Regions from separate parts of the Homo sapiens genome. Here region 1 is linked to region 2. A link is an interaction called in ENCODE POLR2A ChIA-PET data of the cell type or tissue named here. Cell type or tissue: CD4-positive, alpha-beta T cell. All regions are shown on one strand. Links, peaks and the distances in the headings refer to the core of each region. The heading gives the core; the rest is flanking DNA.

Region 1 (5,000 bases), core at 1-5,000, 120 kb before region 2:
TCCAGCCTGGGCGACAGCGAGACCCCGTCTCAAAAAAAAGAAAGTGTTTGGAAAGCTGGAAAGCCCAGTAAGGGGGTTTGATAAGACAGGGGTGAGGCGGGAACAGCCCCGTCCTGCAGACATCGTGTAGGGTTCTCTGCTCTCTAGAGACACTGAAGTAGCAGTTGCACATGCTTGTGAAGCGGGTTCCGATGCCCCCCCTCCAGCTGCTCACATGCCTCCCTGCCACCCCTAGCATTTGGAATGCCAACTTGACATGCCTGGAATGCAGGAGTGGCAGGTTGGCTCTTCAGACATCTAAGGGGAAGAGATGGGGGCGTTGTCACACTCCCAGCCCACCCCCCACCCCAGCCGTATTTCTGCCAGGAAAGGGAATGTGGCGGAAGGGATCAAAGCTGTCCAATCAAAGATTCCCTCCACAGGCCCGCACCACACAGTTGCCATCCCTGCGACCCTTCATCTCCCTTTCCATCTGCCCACCCATGCCCCTCCGTCCACCTGGCTCCAGGGAGGGAAGATGGGCAGTAGCTGCACCCCCCAGCCAAGCCAGGAGGGCAGCAAGGAGACAACTGTTCTTCTCAGGTCAGGAGCTCGTCCACTTGGTTTCACACCCTTTCAGTTCAACTTGCAGACACATATTGCACGTCTGCTAGTATACAGCTAGTTAATATTAATGCTCTGTATTTTTTAAAAGAGGTATTCCAGAGGAATGTCCTCACAGGGCCTGAGTTGGAAAGAGCTGAGAGCCCTTGGCTGTAAGGACATGAGAAGTGAGGGGCCCCCACACTGCCAGTGGGGACAGGGGGACAAGTGGGTTTGACTTAATTCAGGGGCAGTTTGGCAGAACAGGTCAAAAGCCTGGAAATGTGCATGCTATGACCCAGGGATCCAGGTCTAGGAATCTGCTCTAAGGAGATATCACAAAATGATCAGTCTGCCGGGCACGGCGGCTCACGCCTGTAATCCCAACACTTTGGGAGGCCGAGGCAGGCAGATCACCTGAGGTCAGGAGTTCGAGACCAGCCTGGCCAACATGGTGAAACCCGGTCTCTACTAAAAATTAAAAAATTAGCCAGGTGTGGTGGCTACTTGGGAGGCTGAGGCACGAGAATCACTTGAACCTGGAAGGCGGAGGTTGCAGTGAGCTGAGATGGTGCCACTGCCCTCTAGCCTGGGCAACAGAGTGATACCCTGCCTCCAAAAACAAACATACAAACAAACAACCAAAATGATCAGCCTGGTTTGAGTCTTGGCTCTAGTGATGGGTGACTTTTTAGCCTCATCCCTAAAATGGGACTTCATGGCATCCCACCACACAGGTTTGAGGAAAAACTGAGACAATGCCTGCCTGCAAGGCGCCTGGGACACAGTAAGTGCTCAATAATATAAGCATCTTGGTTTGGGATCCTCCAGAGGCTGACCCCAAGACAAGGATTTTGGAGGTAAGCCCAGGAAGCACAAGTGGTAATGTGGGGAAGTAAGACTGGGAGGAAAGGAAGCCCAGGGAAGGTGCATTTATCAAGCTCCACCCGGAGCCAGCCACCTGCTTGCAAAAAATGCCTGGAAGTGGAGTCAAAAAGGTGAATGGTCCAGGATTGTCTCTGCTCCTTTAAGTCTTGGTTTTTGTTTTTGTTTTGGTTTTGGTTGTTGAATTGCTTGTTTTGTTTGAGATGGAGTCTCACTCTATCACCTAGGCTGAAGTGCAGTGGATCTATCTCGGTTCACTGCAACCTCTGCTGCCTGGGTTCAAGCAATTCTCCTGCCTCAGCCGTCCAAGTAGCTGGGATTACAGGCGCCTGCCACCGTGCCTGGCTAATTTTTTATTTTTAGTAGAGATGGGGTTTCCCCATGTTGGCCAGGTTGGTCTTGAACTCCTGACCTCGTGATCCACCTGCCTCGGCGTCCCAAAGTACTAGGATTACAGGCGTGAGCCACTGAGTTTGACTTGTTTTGTTTTTTGAGACAAGGTCTTGCTCTGTTGCCCAGGCCGGAGTGCTGTGGCGGGATCTCCACTCACCGGAGCCTTGACCTCGTGGGCTTAAGACTTCCTCCCACCTCCGCCTCTGGAGTAGCTGGGATTACAAGTGCATGTGACCAGGCCTTAGCTAATTTTTTGTTTTTACTTTTTGTAGATATGGGTGTCGCTTTGTTGCCCAGACTGGTCTCAAACTCCTGGGCTCAAGCGATCCTCCCTCCTTGGCCTCCCCAAATGCCAGGATTACAGGTGTGAGCCACCACACCCTGGCATAAGTCTTAGTTTTGTCTGCCTCCATAATTATTTTATGTAAAAGAAAAATCAAACTTTCTCTGGTTTAAGTGACTGACTTGCCTTTTCTGTTATATGTGGCTGAATTCAATCTTTATCTGATGCTGGAGACCAGTGGCTGTCTCACCAGGAAGTTGTCCAAGGGACTCACCCACCTTGGAGACCCAGTGTCATGGTCAGGTGCTATGGTGCCAATATCACACCAAGGAGATGATCTCACCAAGAGACCCTACTCCCTCTTGGAGCCTTATGATGCAGTGAAAAAAAAGGCTTCCTAGGCAGGGGTTCATACTTTTGGCCCAAATCCCCAGGTGTCTGTTACCTCCTCACTGTCCTCTAGCCGCTCAGAGCTCTGTGGTACCACTCCAAGCAAGTACTCCACGCCCCCAACCCTTTCCACACGCTCCCTCGAAATGTAGCTGTTCCCTGTGCCCTTCTCTTTGGTCTCTGCTCGTAGGCAACAGATAGCGCATCTGATATGTGAATTGGAGTTACTGGGTTAATGTGTCACCCTCCCAAGTAATAGATGTGTATTTTTGACAGGGCCTTTCTGGAAACAAGGCCTTATGCCCAGAATTCACCCTCCCGAGTAATAGATGTGTATTTTTGACAGGGCCCTTCTGGAAATAAGGCCTTATGCCCAGAGCTGAATGACGTAAAAATCCCCAGAAAAACAAGAGGCCGCCCTGGTGCTGGTCTCACTTCCTCTGTTCCACTCCTGTTTCCTCCTTTTTTTTTTTTTTTTTTTTTTGGAGACAAAGTCTCACTCTGTCGCCCAGGCTGGAGTGCAGTGGCGTGACCTTGGCTCACTGCAACCTTCATCTCCCGGGTTCAAGTGATTCTCCTGCCTCAGCCTCCAGAGTAGCTGGGATTACAGGCATGCACCACCACACCTGGCTAATTTTGGTTTTTTCTTTGCTTGTTTCTTTGTTGTTGTTTTGTTTTGTTTTTTGAGATGAAGTCTCACTCTGTTGCCCAGGCTGGAGTGCAGTGGTGCGATCTTGGCTCACTGCAGCCTCTACCTCCTAGGTTCAAGTGATTCTCCTGCCTCAGCCTCCCGAGTAGCTGGGATTACAGGCATGCACCACCATGTCTGGCTAATTTTGTTGTTGTTGTTGTTGTTGTTGTTGCTGTTTTCTTTTTTTGAGACAAAGTCTCACTCTGTTGCCCAAGCTGGAGTACAGTGGTGCCATCTCAGCTCACTGCAACCTCCACCTCCTGCATTCAAGTGATTCTCCTGCCTCAGCCTCCCAAGTAGCTGAGACTATAGGCACGTGCCACCATGCCCAGCTAATTTCTGTATTTTCAGTAGAGACGGGGTTTCACTATGTTGGCCAGGCTGGTCTTGAACTCCTGACCTGGTGATCTGCCCGCCTTGGCCTCCCAAAGTGCTGGGATTACAGGCGTGAGCCACCATGCCCGGCCTAATTTTGTACTTTTAGTAGAGACGGGGTTTCTCCATGTTGGTCAGGCTGGTCTCAAACTCCCGACCTCAGGTGATCCACCCGCCTCGGCCTCCCAAAGTGCTGAGATTACAGGCATGAGCCACTGTGCCCAGCCCTGTTTCCTCCTGTATCCTGTCCTCTCCCTTGGCATAGCTGGCCTTGGCCACAGCTCCTAACTCAGCAAATGCCAGGTCCCCACCCTCCTCCACCATTCTGCCTGAGCTCCCATACTGAAAGCGAAAGGAGGCGGTGGAACAGAAAGAAAAAAATAATAAAACCACTGAAAGAGAAGAAACAGCTGGCAGAATATTGGAAAGATTCCCAGGTGGGAATTCCCAGCCCTCAAGGCCTATGTCAGCCAGGCTGAGGAAGTTCTTGAAGAGCAATCTTGAAATCAGCTCTTGACATCGTTCCCAGCTCATGGGAGCACCTAACCCCTTGTCCCTGCCTTGGCCCGGAGGGAGGTATGTGCCTGAAGTTGGAGTTGAATTTTGAGGGACAGAGCAGAGCTAGGGTGGGAGGGAGAGGGTAGGGCAGGGGGTACTCTGGGGAAGAATGGACCCTGGTGGGTAGGGTCACAAGGTGCCTGAGGGTCCAGGCCCTTCTGGGCTTCCAGGGGACAAGGCCTTTCCCCCCAAGGCAGTGCACAGTGAAAAGGAGGCTTGGCAAAGCCATGTGCCCAATGGTATGTGTGAAGGTGTGGGGAGGGGCACTCTAAGAGGCTGAACTGACAGCAGCCAAAAAATAAAGTTGGCTACTCTTACCTAAGGCACGGTGAGATCCTATATCCATTCAGGAAACATGGAGGAAAACTGGAAGAGGCTGGAACAGAGGTCTGGCTTGTGCTTGTGGGAGTCTGGATCAGGTGTGGCAGTGATGGGCAGACAGGGAGACAAGAGCAGTGGTGTCACCTGTGTAAAAGTGTGGCTCTGGCCATGCAAGGGGTCTGCAGACTGGCCACCAAGGGGCTGGTGTCGGAATTTCTCAAAAAGAAATGTGGGCCAGGCACAGTGGCTCACGCCTGTAATCCCAGCACCTTCGGAAGCCAAGGCAGGCAGATCACTTGAGGTCAGGAGTTCGAGACCAGCCTGGCCAACGTGATGAAACCCTGTGTCCACCAAAAATACAAAATTAGCCAGGTGTGGTGGTGCACCTGTAATCCCAGCCACTTGGGAGGCTGAGGCAGGAGAATCACTTGAAACCAGGAGGCGGAGGTTGCAGTGAACCGAGATTGTACCACTGCGCTCCAGCCTGGGTGACAGAGTGAGACTCCATCTCAAAGAAAAAAG
Region 2 (8,079 bases), core at 1,435-6,434:
CATAGAGCATCTGGCCTGAGCTCTCCAATCATCTGGGCAAACTTGCACAGGCGAGGCCCCATTGACTGCTCTCCTGAGCCACAGAACTAAGGCCGTATAGCTACCTTACTGGGGTAGCAGCCCAAGTGCACTGTCTCCATGTGTCTGGTGGGTCTCCAGATTGAAGGGCTGCCAGGAGTGATTAGGAAATCATATTTTTTAAGTATTGGACTGAAAAAGAGCACTTTAATAAATGGTTTAATTTTTGCCTGAGGGAAAAATAGCTACTTTTCTCCAATAATACAAAACATAATGTTCTAAATGAAATGAAACTGAAAAAGCAGCATGATGCTCTGTTAAAATCAGAGGTTTCTTTCTCTTTTCCTTGTTTTCTAACATAAGTGACTTTATGTGAGGTCTAAACTGAATCTTTACTGTTTCTCTTAGTTTTAAACTCCTTATACATATTTTCTTTGCATTTCTCACTGTTGAGTTAGGACCTGAATCTTTTTCTGCCATTTTATGTTGCTGGTATTAGAAATGATGAAATTTTGACTTTGCAGAAAACTAACGAGGTTACCTTTTAACTGCTAGAATACTGATACTGTGTTTTAAAAGTTACATAAAGGGTACTAGTGTCCATTTAAATACCTATAATAACGCACTAGAGAAAAAAAAGCACTGACCTTGAGAGGTGTTCATTGTACTCTTCCAGGAGGCAGTTATTGCACATTCTAGTGTATAGCATTTTCAGTTCATTTTTAGCTTTTGTTGACTAATGCTTTGCTACCCAAGTCCTTCCTTTTTATTTGTTTGTGTTCTGTGAATAGAAGTTGGAAAGCTTGTTTTCAGCCTGCCCGAGTGTTTACATTTTTATTTGGCATTTCAGCCTCTCTATAACAATACATAGATTGTATGTGGAAGTGCCATTTAGTTACAGATGCAGAAAAGCTTGCAGATACTTGTTCAGGCAAAGTGAAAAGTAAAGTAGCATTTTACCCCGAGTCCAAAAAATTATCCTAAGCAAATACAGTTGTTTTTTAAAGTGTGGGAGAAATTTTCTTTTTCTCTCAAAAGTAAAATAGAAATCACAGCTTAGTGGTCAACCTTAGCTAGCTTAGGTGTGAAAATCCCATTTCTTCCCATGTTGGCCATGTGGGTCTATCTCTGGCACACAGAAGAGGTCTGTTTAGCCGCCTTATTTTGGCAGATAGGGAAGACATATCTGAAAATTGGTACTCACTCGTATGTTGTGTGTGTGTGTGTGTGTGTGTGTGTGTGTGTGTGTGGTGGCTTTGTATCTTCTTGTTTCCAGGGGACATGATGACCTTGTTGATGAAAAAAGACACTCTGACAGAAGAGGAGACTCAGTTTTATATAGCAGAAACAGTATTAGCCATAGACTCTATTCACCAACTTGGATTCATCCACAGAGACATCAAACCAGACAACCTTCTTTTGGACAGCAAGGTATTGGGGGGGCATTGGCATGAACTATGCACGTTTACTGATCTGAGCAGCCTCTGCTTTAACACCTGCACCCCTGTGGTCATCCCAGTGGGCGAGCTGTGACCTGCCTTGTCATGATTTTCCTTTTTTTTTTAAACAGGTAAGTTTGCTGTCACTTCCTTTCTCTGAAAGGCTATGGTTCTGTAATTTGGTTGAACATTTCTCTTAAAAATAAAGGAAACTTGAAAATAAGAGCAAAATTGATGTAGAGGGCAATTTTGTAATAAAGCCAAAGATAGTCACCTTCTCTTAGCATATAATTAACTGTGTTACTAATACATCACCTATCTAGAGCCCTTCTGTTGGGCAACCTCATCAGTTAATGAGGAACCCAGCCAAGAAGCAGGAAATGCAGTAACAACAAGAACCTGTAACAAAGTCCAGGTTCCAAATCATGCTCTCTGCTTAAAGAAGAGTCCTGCCCAGCCTCTTTTTTTTTTTTTTTTTTTTGAGATGAAGTCTCACCCTGTTTGCCCAGGCTGGAGTGCAGTGGCGCGATCTTAGCTCACTGCAACCTCCGCCTCCTGGGTTCAAGCGATTCTCATTGCCTCAGCCTCCCAAGTAGCTGGGATTACAGGCATGCACCACCACGCCCCTGCCCAGCCTCTTAAATGGCCTGTTTATTTTTATTTTTAGACATGCAGATAAGCGTAGTTGCCTAGTTCCTAAACTTACAGCAAATTAGAAGATAATCCCTGTGCTGCCAACTAACTTGCTAGATAACCCTTGGCAAATCTCTTTACCACCTGGATCTCACTGTTCTTATCCGTAAAGTGAAAATACTGATCTAGGAAACCCCTAAAATCCCGTTCACCTCTAAAACTCTAGAATGTTGTTTTCTGTTAAGCAGACTTGTTGTCTTGACTGAATTTTTCTTGTAAGGTGAAAAGTAAATTTATTTTCTAGGGTATTTTTCTTCTTTGAAGTCTTTTGGTGACTTTTTTGCTTTGCTGTCCTTGAAAAACCTGAAGTTGTTTTTTTTTTTTTGAGACGGTCTCATTCTGTCATCCAGGTTGAAGTGCAGTGGCACAGTTATAGCTCACTGCAATCTAATTCTTGGGTTCAAGGGATCCTCTTGCCTCAGCCTCCTGAGTAGTTGGGACTATAGGTGCATACCACTGTACCTTTTTTTTTTTTTTTTTTTGAGACGGAGTCTCGCTCTGTCGCCCAGGCTGGAGTGCACTAGGGCAGTCTCGGCTCACTGCAAGCTCTGCCTCCCGGGTTCACACCATTCTCCTGCCTCAGCCTCTCGAGTAGCTGGGACTACAGGCGCCCGCCACCACACCCAGCTAATTTTTTGTATTTTTAGTAGAGACGGGGTTTCACGGTGTTAGCCATGATGGTCTCGATCTCCTGACCTTGTGATCTGCCCGCCTTGGCCTCCCAAAGTGCTGGGATTACAGGCGTGAGCCACCAAGCCTGGCCTTTTTTTTTTTTTTTTTTTTTTTTTAATTTTTAGTAGAGATGAGGTCTCGCTTTGCTGCCCAGGCTGGTCTCAAACTGCCTGGTTTAAGTGATCCTCCCACCTCAGCCTCTCAAAGTCCTGGGATTACAAGTGTGAGCCACCACCTGCTTTTTTCTTCATTATAATGTGCAGAAGTGGAGTAGAATAGTGGACATCAAAGGCTAGAGAGTGTAGCAGAGACGGGGATATGGGAAGAGCCTGGTTAAAAAAAAGGCCGGGGCCGGGCATGGTGGCTTACGCCTGTAATAATCCCAGCACTTTGGGAGGCCGAGGCAGGCGGATCACGAGGTCAGGAGATCGAGACCATCCTGGCCAACATGGTGAAACCCCATCTCTACTAAAAATACAAAAATCAGCTGGGCGTGGTGGAGTGTGCCTGTAGTCCCACCTACTTGAGAGGCTGAGGCAGGAGAATCACTTGAACCCGGGAGGTGGAGGTTGCAGTGAGCTGAGATCATGCCACTGTGCTCTAGCCTGGTGACAGAGCGAGACTCCTTCTCAAAAAAAAAAAAAAAAGGCCAGACGCAGTGGCTCACACCTGTAATCCCAGCACTTTGGGAGGCCAAGGTGGGTGGATCACGAGGTCAGGAGCTCAAGACCAGCCTGGCCAACATGATAAAACCTTGTCTCTACTAAAAATACAAAAATTAGCTGGGTGTAGTGATGGGCACCTGTAATCCCAGCTACCTGGGAGGTGGAGGCAGGAGAATCACTTGAACCCAGGAGGCGGAGGTTGCAGTGAGCTGAGATCGTACCACTGCACTTTAGCCTGGGGGACAGAGCAAGACTCCATCTAAAAAATAATAATAATAATGCATAAACATGGTAGAAAATTTGAACATTACAGACAGTATTAAAGAAGAAAAATTACGCTGGCCAGGCGCGGTGGCCCACGTCTGTAATCCCAGCTCTTTGGTAGGCCAAGGCAGGTGGATTACCTGAGGTCAAGAGTTGGAGACCAGCTTGGACAACATGGTGAAACCCCATTTCTACTAAAAATAAAAAATTAGCTGGGTGTGGTGGCACGTGCCTGTAATCCCAGCTACTCGGGAGGCTGAGGCAGGAGAATCAGCTTGAACCTGGGAGGCGGAGGTTGCAGTGAGCCAAGATCGTGCCACTGCACTCCAGCCTGGCCAACAGAGCGAGACTCCATCTCAAAAAAAAAAGAAGAAAGATTACCTATAATCTAATCACTGAAAGATAACCATTTTGTTGTAATCACTTTGATGCCTTTCTGTTTGTGTCAATCATTTATATAAAGTTGGCATCCTAAAAGTAAATAGCTTTGTATTCTGTGTAAACATTAAAATATTAATGCTAGATATTTTCCTGTGTCATTAATGTCAGATATATGTTTAATAAAGCACTGGCCCTACCTTGTGTGATTCAAAGTTCAGATGCCCTGGTTGGTGCCCCAGGTAGCTTAGTGCTGGCTTCTTTGTCCCCTGTAGTCTATGTTCAGATCCAGCAACCATATTAAAGAACTTGAGGATTCGGTCTAACTGAAGAGGAATGGGGGATCCTGTTAGGTGCAGGTTTGCCCTTTATATTATGCTAGCTCACACTTGTAGCAAAATGTTCTCATAAGCAGGTTGATTTGTGTTCAGCCACATAGATTATAGTCCTAAAAATGTAGGAGTTTTGAGTTCCTGTTGCATATTCAGAATAGCTATAGAATTCCCTGAAAGGCTAGGCTTGAATAGCATTTGCTCCAGGAACTGCTTTTAAAAAGTTTTACTTTCTTTCTTTCTTGCTTTTTTTGTTTGTTTGTTTTTGAGGTGGAGTCTCACTCTGTCACCCAGGCTGGAGTGCAGTGATGTGATCTTGGCTCACTGTGACTTCTGCCTCCCAGTTTCAAGCAATTCTCCTGCCTCAGCCTCCCAAGTAGGTGGGATTACAGGCGTGCACCACCATGTCCAGCTAATTTTTGTATTTTTAGTAGAGATGGGGTTTCACCCTGTTGGCCAGACTGGTCTTGAACTCCTGACCTCAGGTGATCCACCTGCCTCGGCCTCCCAAAGTGTTGGGATTACAGGCGTGAGCCACTGTGCCCAGCCAAAAACAGTTTTTCTTAGTCCTTTCTTAGAGTTGTCCAGGTAAGATATGTAATCATGAGAACTATAAACTTCCTTGGCTTGTAGAGTAAGTTACTTGCAAATCTGCAAAAAAAGATACTGAGGCCAGGCGTGGTGGCTCACGCCTGTAATCCCAGCTTTTTGGGAGGCCGAGGTGGGTGGATCATGAGGTCAGGAGTTCAAGACCAGCCTGGCCAAGGTGGTAAAACCCTGTCTCTACTAAAAACACAAAAAAATTAGCCAGATGTGGTGGCGGGCACCTGTAATCCCAGCTACTCAGGTGGCTGAGGCAGAGAATTTCTTGAACCCGGGAGGCAGAGGTTGCAGTGAGCCAAGATGGCGCCACTGCACTTCAGCCTGGGTAACAGAGCGAGACTCTGTCTCAGAAAGAAAAAGAAGAAAAAAAAAAAAGATACTGAGTTTAATAGGCTCAAAGCTGTCCCTGTTTGGCAGTTTACCTTGCTGTGTACATATGTACATACACACATCCAAACCTAATTGGATTTCTTTTAAAACAAAACATAATAAAATTTGACCCATCTGAGCAGGGCTCCTGTAGCCTTGTATTTTGGAAAATTTGTATGTTTAAGCCTGATGATGTCCTTGAGAAAGGTGGTATTCTGGAAAGACCACAGACATTGAAGTCATTTGGGCTCAAATTTTGGCCACACCACTTCTGATTGTGTAACCCTGAGCAAGGTAGATCTCTGAGCATCAGGATTCCCTCTTACATTTTTGATTTCAACTCTCCATCTTAAAATTTTGCCACCCTAAGACACCTACTTTTTCCTTAGGGCTAGTTATATGCCAGATACTGTGTTGGGAGTCTTACATGCATTAATGCCCATTCCTGCCAGAAAGATATCTGTACTCTCATTTTCCAGATGAGATAAGATGGCAGGGTAAAGTAATCCTGGTCTGGGAGGAAGAGCATGGGCTGATTTCTGCTTTTGGTTCCGCCATTTTAACGGCAAGCCATTTAACAGCTCTGAGTCTGTGATGTGTGGTTTAGGAGTTTTAAATGAGACAACACAAAGCATTGATCAAGGTGCCTGACTCATAGAAGGTGTGTGTTTTCCTTTATGAAAATTATAAAGTTAAGAGATTTATGATTGGAATACAGCATGGTCATAATGGCAGCGGTGGCCTGTCTGGAGCCTCTGCTGGGAAGATGCCAGCTGCAGTGGGGGAGGTGCGGTCAGGGCTGTGTGCTCCATGGAGCTGGCAGGAGCTGGGAACAAGCGGGAGCCCTGCCCTCCCAGGCACAGTTGCAGTTGCCCAACCACAGCTGCAGACCTGGGCATCCCAGAAGCCCATGAGCTTGGAAGTACCTGCTCCTGCTGCCTGACTTCTCTGTGCTCCTGGTGTCCACTCCAATTTCAGAGCAAAGTTGAGGCCGAGCCTGGGTTCTACTGAGACCTGGTCAGGTGTGCGCACACTTGGGGCGGTGCTGACACACTAGCCCCCTGCAGCCTCAGCTCCCTCTGGACTTTGGGTGCCAAGAAGCATGAGAGGGAGGCCAAGCAGGGGAGGAGAGCACCTGGGTGCAGGTCTGTAGATGCCCCTTTGCACCAACAGCCTGGGTGCTGTGGACAAAATGATTGATGGCTATAAGAGGCAGAGAGGCTCCTGGGTGGAAAGGGGTGGGTCCCTGGCGAAGCCCCACCTTCAAGCCAGGGATGGCCTGAAGCCTGAGGGCCAAGCTGTCAGTTCGGGCTGGAGTCTGTGGCCCAGAGTAAGAACTTGCGGTGGTTTTTCCGGGCCTGCCTGTGGCCACCTGTGGACCAATCAGCACGTACTTTCTCTCTTTTGAAACCCATACAAACCCTGGACTCACACTCTGGCAGATGGTCAGACGACCTGCTGCAGAAAGGAGCTATCTACTCCGGGTCTCCTAAGGGCTACAGACTTGATGGGTGCCAGGTCCAAACTGCAGACTGCGACCGAGCGATAGATGAAAAAAATGGACTCCGACACAGATATCCAGTGAAAGAGCGGGCTAGGGGAGTGGACTGCCTACAGAAAGAGTTGTAGCAGCCTCGGCCCTGACAAGCTGGTGCTGCGGGCAACTATTTAGTACAGATTTAATGACAAAGGCCTTGAGTCATTGTGGGTAATTAACATGGTCATCACCCCCCCACCCCCACCTCATCTCCGGAGAGAGCAGTCCTGCGCCTCGATTTATTAAAGTCCAGGTTCCGAGGCCTAAGTAAACTAACTTATCTACATCAGTTTCTTTACATCCCCTTGTTATCTAACCTAAGCTTTCAGGCACCGGATAAGAGAATCTGGCTGCTTTCGGCCAAATCCTTTTCTGAAGCTTTTGTAAAACTTCCCAGCCTTCTAAGAAGGTTTGCTTCTTTCTACAATTTTTCTCACCACCCTTACCGAACCCCGGCAGATGGGATGACCTGCCTGCGTCTGGGAGGTACCCACTCTGGGTCTTTTCTGCACTGAGGGCTGCACAGATGTCAGGATGACCTGCTTGCGGAAAGGAGCAACCCACTTTGGGTCTCCTGAGAGCTGTACTGTCGCTCAGTAAAGCTCCTCTTCACCTTGTTCATGCTCCAGTTGTCCGTATACCTCATTGTTCCTGAATGCAGGACAAGAACCTGGGACCTGTCAAATGGTGGGGCTGAAAGAGCGGTAACACAAACAGGGCTGAAATATGTCTCCCTTGCTCGCCGTGTTGCAGGCAACAAGAAGGAGAGAAGAGCGGCGGCCCTTCCAGGAGCCCAGACTTAGGGGCTTCCTGAGCCAGTGCTGTGACACCCCCTTTAGGGCTCTGCGGTTTCTGGCATCTCCAAGCTTCCAGGTGCCACTGCATTCCCCTCGTCCAGATGCAGGTGCCCACAGCAGAAGCCGCTTGCAGTGCATCTCATCCAGCTGCAGGCTTGCATGGAGCCAGCAACTATGCTGGCACCTGGAGCTACCTGCTCTGCCTGGCTGTGTGCAGTGGCCACCGGTGTGCCTGGCTGTGTGCAGTGGCTGGACCCCGCACTCACTCACACACGCCTTGCCACTCTGTGCTTTTCTTGCCCTTGGCAGGCT

What was found. Peaks named below come from ENCODE experiments on the same cell type or tissue, not always from the same donor. Only the 100,000 strongest peaks of a DNase experiment are listed, where the experiment ranks them.
Region 1: POLR2A ChIA-PET joins it to region 2 with 5 read pairs; 4 of 35 experiments call an interaction of 5 or more read pairs at or near these places.

Annotation. Positions count from the first base shown.
Region 1 is chr6:36,627,032-36,632,031 of GRCh38, reverse strand. No RefSeq gene overlaps it. Among named protein-coding and RNA genes, the nearest start is that of MIR3925, 7.0 kb to the right of the region's middle. In CD4-positive, alpha-beta T cell, for the core only: no CTCF peak of the experiment used is centred there; a DNase peak (open chromatin) is centred at 2,931.
Region 2 is chr6:36,508,708-36,516,786 of GRCh38, reverse strand. It overlaps STK38 (serine/threonine kinase 38), which reads left to right. Exons shown (of 14, transcript NM_007271.4): 7 at 1,295-1,449. Among named protein-coding and RNA genes, the nearest start is that of STK38, 35 kb to the left of the region's middle. In CD4-positive, alpha-beta T cell, for the core only: no CTCF peak of the experiment used is centred there; no DNase peak of the experiment used is centred there.